Linked DNA regions of Homo sapiens: region 2 is linked to region 1. Evidence: chromatin contacts called from ENCODE Hi-C data. All regions are on one chromosome and are shown on one strand. The core of a region is the stretch at or near the end of the contact, and the rest is flanking DNA. Distances in the headings are between cores, read along the strand shown. Region 1 has its middle 19 kb from the start of GPR55. Region 2 overlaps INPP5D (inositol polyphosphate-5-phosphatase D).

Region 1 (2,901 bases), core at 144-2,643:
TTTTTAATGCAACTACCATGCCATTATCTTAGCTAACACAATTAAAAGTCAATCTGTAGACCGGGCGTGGTGGCTCAGCCCTGTAATCCCAGCACTTTGGGAGGCGAGGCGGACGGATCACGAGGTCAGTAGATCGAGACCATCCTGGCTAACACGGTGAAACCCCGTCTCTACAAAAAATACAAAAAGTGAACCAGGTGTGGTGGTACCTGCCTGTAGTCCCAGCTACTTGGGAGGCTGAGGAAGGAGAATGGCGTGAACCCGGGAGGTGGAGCTTGCAGTGAGCCGAGATAGTGCCACTGCACTCCAGCCTGGGCGACAGAGCGAGACTCCGTCTCAAAAACAACAACAACAACAAAAAGTGAATCTGTAATATCGTCCACCACGAAATCCATATTCAGATTCCTCCATTGTGTCAAAACTGTCTTTTTATGGCTGGTTTGTTCAAATCAGGGCTCAAATAAGGGCGCGGGTTGCATTCTTTCCAAGTCACCCCTTTTTTTTTCCCCTTTCCTTTTCATGTCATTGATTTGTTGGAAAAACTGGGTCATTGGGAGTGCATTCTCAATGCACAGCAAATAATTGGAATCCTCTATCCAGCGCTTGCCCTTGGAAAGGCCTCCATGCAGGAGGCAGCTGCCTCCCGGAACTCAGTCCTCTCTCAGCCTCTTTCCACCTCAAATCCCAACCACACACTCGCCACCCACGTCCCCGCTTCATTCTGGGAATTGCCTTTCCTCTCCCCCGCCGCCATCTTTTTGCGCAGATCACCTTAGCCTGTCTGTCTTCTGTAGTCTTCTATCTGCTTTGTCCACCACCAGAATTTGTTACTACCGAGGAGGGCCAGCAGACACAAATCCTTCCCCTAGAGGCTGGTGGGAGGAAGGAAGGCAGCTCCCAGCCCCGCAGTGAGGCTCCTGCTCCTGCTTCATGGAGGGCGATGTGCGGGAACCTTACCTGGTTCTTCCCCCGGCAGCGAGTGTGGGTGGCTGGGACAGCATCTACGTTCGTTGTCGCATCTGCAGGGCCTAGCGCAGCGCCTGGTATTTGCAGGGCATCAAGAATGATTCTTGGAGGGCTGAACAACCAGCATGAGGGCAGGCAATGGGCCTTCCTTGTCTTTGATACCGTGGCCAGGCCTGAAGAATCAGGATGAACAAGCGGAATGTGAATTTGTTATTTTTATTTTTAATTTTTCTGGTACATAGTAGGTGTCTGTATTTACGGGGTACATGAGATCAAAGTAAATTTGTGACAAAGCATTCAGTTATATTCTCTCCACTCCTGAAAGATTCTCTTCACCTTCAGTTAAAGCAAATCATGCTGTAGGACGTCACTGTTGAGTCATTCTCCGGGGGCTCCCAGAGACACGGCATTCTCGTTTTCACTCTGAGAATTAAATCTTGTGCCGGGTGTCACAGTCATCTCTGTTGTGGACATTTCCCTCTGAACTAACCAGCGATGGTTACTGGAAACCACGGCTCCTCCACCTCCCTCCACAGGCTTTCTCCCCTTCCCTTCCACACTTCTGGGGTTTGCCTGGGGATCCAAGTCTCTACACTGGTGAAGCAGGCACAGCTGTCAGGTCACAGACTCACGTGTGCAGGACCATAGCTTCTGGGTCATCAAGCTCATGGAAGCCCCCGGGACAGTCATGTGGGCACACGTTGGAGGGATGTGGATTTGCCCCTTTCCACACCACAGCTTTGCCCTGTCCAATGTCCAGTGGTGGGTAATTTCCTGGGAAGTCTCCTTGAGGTCCTCTCTGGGACCCGGCATCTGGGACCAAGATGCTGTTGTGTGTGTAATGAATGGCAGAAGGCATCTTCATGGAGAGGCTTCTCACTTCACTACTCTTGCTGGTCCTCCTCCTGGGCTAGGGCCAGGGAGAAGAGGGACAGCCCGAGGGCCCCTTCCTAAGACAGACCCTGTGTTAGGCCATTCTTATGTTGCTATAAAGAAATACCTGAGGCTGGATAATTTATAAAGAAAAGAGGTTTAATTGGCTCACTGTTCTGTAGACTTTATATGAAGTGTGGTGCCGGCATCTGCCCTGCTTCTGATGAGACCTTGCTTGCAATTTTGGCAGAAGGCGAAGAGGAAGCGGCATCTCACATGGCCAGAGTGGGAGCAGAGGAGGGGTGGGGAGGTGCCGCACACTTTCAAACAGCCAGATCTCGCAAGAAGGAACTCGCTGCTGAGAGGACAGCACCAAGGGGAGGGCGCAAGATCATTCATGGGAAATCCACCCCCATGATCCAACCCCCTCCACCAGGCCCCGCCTCCAGCACTGGGGATGACAGTTCAACATGAGATTTAGAGGGGACAACACCCAAACTCCATCAGACCCTGGACGGGGATAGCTCTTAGCTCTCCAGGCTCTTGCTCCGTGACCTACTCTGGCATTGTTGCCTCTCTTGCTTGGCCCCCCAGCTGGGGATGCCCGGAGACAAACATGGGCACTGCTGCTCCTGCCAGGAAATTCCTGAGCCCAGACATCTCTTAGCACCCATGCCCAGGGCTGGCTGGGCTTCTTGGCCCTCCACGGAGGGGCTGGCTAGTGGGAGAGGAGAGGAGGTGCACAGGAAGGAGGGGCTGCTCTGGAAGGCAATAGCCAGCCAAGCTCTCGGGCAGTCTGGGGGCGGGGAGCCAGCCAGGATGCTGTCCTGCTAACAGGGGATGGCTCCGGATGTAGATGGGCCTTGACCTGGCTCTAGTCCAAGCACTGCCCGGGATGGCCTCTGCTGGGGCCTCAGTTTCCACCTCTCTACAATGGGCACAGTTGTGCTACAGAGAGCGCTCTCTCTCTCCTCTCTCTCTCTTTCTCTCCTCTCTCTCTCTTTCTCTCCTCTCTCTCTCTTTTCTCTCTCCCTCCTCTCTCCTCTTCTCGTCTCTTCTCTC
Region 2 (3,164 bases), core at 549-3,048, 2.1 Mb before region 1:
GGTGGCAGGTGCCTGTAATCCCAGCTACTTGGGAGGCTGAGGCAGGAGAATCACTTGAACCCAGGAGGCGGAGGTTGTGGTGAGCCGAGATCATGCCATTGCCCTCCACCCTGGGCAACAAGAGCGAAACTCTGTCTCAAAAAGGAAAGAAAGAAAGAAAGAAAGAAAGAAAGAAAGAAAGAAAGAAAGAAAGAAAGAAAGAAAGAAAGAAAGAGGCTATCTTATCCCTATGTCTGTTTTTAAGACAAACAGACCTTTACTAGAAGCCCACAAAGCCCTTCTCTTCACATCTCATTGGTTACACTTGCATCCCATTCCCCAGTCTAAACTTATCGGCTACATGGTGCATGTTGATGTTAGTTCTAGACCGCTTTGGGTAACAAAGACAGGAAACAGGCCCATGATCTGGGGCAAGGTGAACCAGAAGGCTCTGGAACATGGAGAAACAAGGACAAAATGGCTAGTGGGGATGGGGAGAAAATAAAGACAGTCATTTGGAGGTAGAGATGACAAATGGCATGGATACTCTTTCCAGAATTCTCTGACAGACTGGGGAAGGGATTAGGGATCTTGCAGCCACACAAGAGGGAGGGGCTGCTCAGTCACAAAGGCATGTGTACCCCAGGGGGCTAGAAAACGGGGGGAGGCTTGGCTTTCTCAGGGGATTAGAAGAAAGATGCCAGAAGAGCTGGAATAAAAACTTACTCAAAGACCTAACAGAAGAAAGGTCTTTTGTGTCAAAGAACAGAGTTTGCAAAGTGAACAAGCCGAACACATTGCAGGTACTATCAATGAAAGGAAAATGACAACACTGGAAAAGAATTCCCACCGGCTTCAAAGTAGAAAAAAAGAAAAAAATGGGTCGCCTCTATAGGAACCAGCACAAGTTTGGCCTTGGATTTTGTACTCGGAACTATTCATAACGCTACATTCTTTTTTTTTTTTTTCTTTGAGACAGTCTTGCTCTGTCACCCAGCTGGAGTGCAGTGGTGAGACCTCAGCTCGCTGCAGCCTCTGCCTCTCAGGTTCAAGCGATCCTCCCACCTCAGCCTCCGGAGTAGCTGTGACTACGGGCATGCACCACCACACCCGACTAAGTTTTGCATTTTTAGTAGAGACGGGGTTTCACCATGTTGCCCAGGCTAGTCCCAAACTCCTGACCTCAGGTGATCCACCTGCCTCAGCCTCCCAAAGTGCTGGGATTACAGGAGTGAGCCACTGCACCCAGCCTGTAACACTACATTCTTGAAGGTAGTGCTGTACCTTTTACAGGATTTTGAGCGAACAGTTGGTTCCAAGAATTTTATATCTATCAAATTACTCTTGAATGTGTAGACAACTAAAGATGTTTTGAGATATTCAGAGGCTTGGAAAATAGATCTGTCCATATTCTGCAGTAGACAGAAAAACCAATTCAAAATGCAGGCTTCTAGAAGGTGAGTGTCAGAGCATAAAGGAACCCCTCCACCAGCACGGACCCCCTTGGGGCCCATTGTCCTTGGCATGGCTGTGGAGCCCACACAGGGCAGCCCTGGCCGTGCTAGGCTTCTATGCCCTGAACCTTTTCTGTGCCCCTTGTTGTGCAACTTCAGGAAGTGTGTTAGAGCCACATCCTTTGCCCGGCGGCTCAGACGGAATCTTTACTTCACTCAGTGACCACTCAGAACAATAACAGCTGCCACTCGCTTCCTGAGCTTAATAACAATGGCTCAACCGTTCACCTCCCGGATGCTTGTGACGGAACAGCTTTTAGAAAGTTGTTTTGTTTTCCCTCTCCAAAAGCCATGTCGCCCGGAGATACGTGACAGCCACCGTCAGGGACCAGGGACTTGAGTCACAAGTGTCTCTTCTTTAGAACTCACCGGAATGGCTCAGACCACTGGATTTTTTCTTCCAAATCGGGAAAGAATAATGAAAGGGTCTATGAGATAGATATTTTCTAACTCTTCATCTAAACTTGCATGAAAACCTGGGAGTGTGGCTGGGCATGGTGGCTCACGCCTGTAATCCCAACACTTTGGGAGGCTGAGGCGGGTGGATCACTTGAGCCCAGGCGTTTGAGACCAGCCTGGGCAACATAGTGAAACCCTATCTCTACAGAAAAATACAAAATTTAGCTGGGCATAGTGGTGCACACCTGTAATCTCAGCTACTCAGGAGACTGAGGTGGGAGAATTGCTTGAGCCTGGGAGCAGAGGTTGCAGTGAGCCGAGGTCGCGCCACTGCACTCCAGCCTGGTCTACAGAACAAGACCCTGTCTCAAAAACAAAACAAAACAAAACAGAAAAACACCTGGGGGTGCTCCCATCTTGACTGAAACAATCAATATCCTAGATACAATCTCAACCTCAAGAAAAGACAGGAAGTTCACAGAGAACATTGATGTGATAGGGGATTATGGGTAGTTCTAATTTTCTGCTTTATTCCTCTCGGTGGGAAGGATGTTAGAAAGGACGCAAGGGCCAAAAGGTTGTAGGGTGGAGCCGAAGGGCCTCTTTTGCTTCAACTGTGGCCCTAGGTTTGAGACAGCCATTTATGCGACACGTCTGAGGCCACTCCAGGCCTCCCTGGCCACCCTGGAGCTGGCCCATGAGGGCGGCTTGCAGGACCTCAGACTCTTCCTTACTTTCCCAAAGAGGGGCCATTTCAAAGGCAGCAGCAGCCTCCCAGCTCAGTCTGCAGCGAGCAGCTCAAGATAGGCACCGCTTCTCTTAGGGGAGAGTCACTTCCCTTTCCAAGTCAAGAAAGGAGTTTTGGCTTTACAAGAAACCCACTCTCTTGGTGTGGGACAGTCAGGCCTGCGGGGCTGAGCCGTTCTGCCTTCGTCTGGCCTCACACAGGGCTCAGAGCACTGCCCCAACCCTCCCCCAACCAGGAAAAGCAGTGCAAGCTGAGTCCAGAAGGTTCTCAGGGTTTGAGTGGCACAGCAGCTGTTGAACAACTGCTTAACAGTTCCAGAGCGTACTCAGGTCCCTGAAGACATGAAGCCCATAGCCCAAAGAGCAGAGCTGAGGGAGATGGAGTTCCAAAATTTACCCCTCCTTCCCCACCACTCCCAGCACTGCCTAGAATGCTCTAAAGCACCTCCAGCTCCCTGCTGTCTCCACCCTCCTCCCCAGCAGCTTCCTTGTGCTGGGAGGTATGTGTGTGATCTCTACTTTCCA

Evidence for each region. A loop is a pair of places that touch in the nucleus more often than their neighbours do. Pooled maps may share reads with other maps.
Region 2: a map with no recorded cell type shows a loop between it and region 1 (26-fold over the local background). The contact joins two enhancer-like sites. A Hi-C loop is called at or near these places in 4 of 37 single-sample maps with no recorded cell type and 3 of 50 pooled maps.

What each region holds. Positions count from the first base shown.
Region 1 is chr2:230,943,028-230,945,928 of GRCh38, reverse strand. It overlaps a transcript of GPR55 not described here. Among named protein-coding and RNA genes, the nearest start is that of GPR55, 19 kb to the right of the region's middle. RefSeq lists enhancers at 1,821-2,040, 2,351-2,560. Within about 2 kb of position 1,393, at least 2 of the 41 ENCODE cell types and tissues checked have a DNase peak (open chromatin) inside an H3K27ac peak, as active enhancers do.
Region 2 is chr2:233,083,170-233,086,333 of GRCh38, reverse strand. The region is part of intron 2 of INPP5D (inositol polyphosphate-5-phosphatase D); the gene reads right to left. Among named protein-coding and RNA genes, the nearest start is that of INPP5D, 24 kb to the right of the region's middle. RefSeq lists an enhancer at 1,461-1,510 and a silencer at 1,501-1,795. Within about 2 kb of position 1,798, at least 22 of the 41 ENCODE cell types and tissues checked have a DNase peak (open chromatin) inside an H3K27ac peak, as active enhancers do.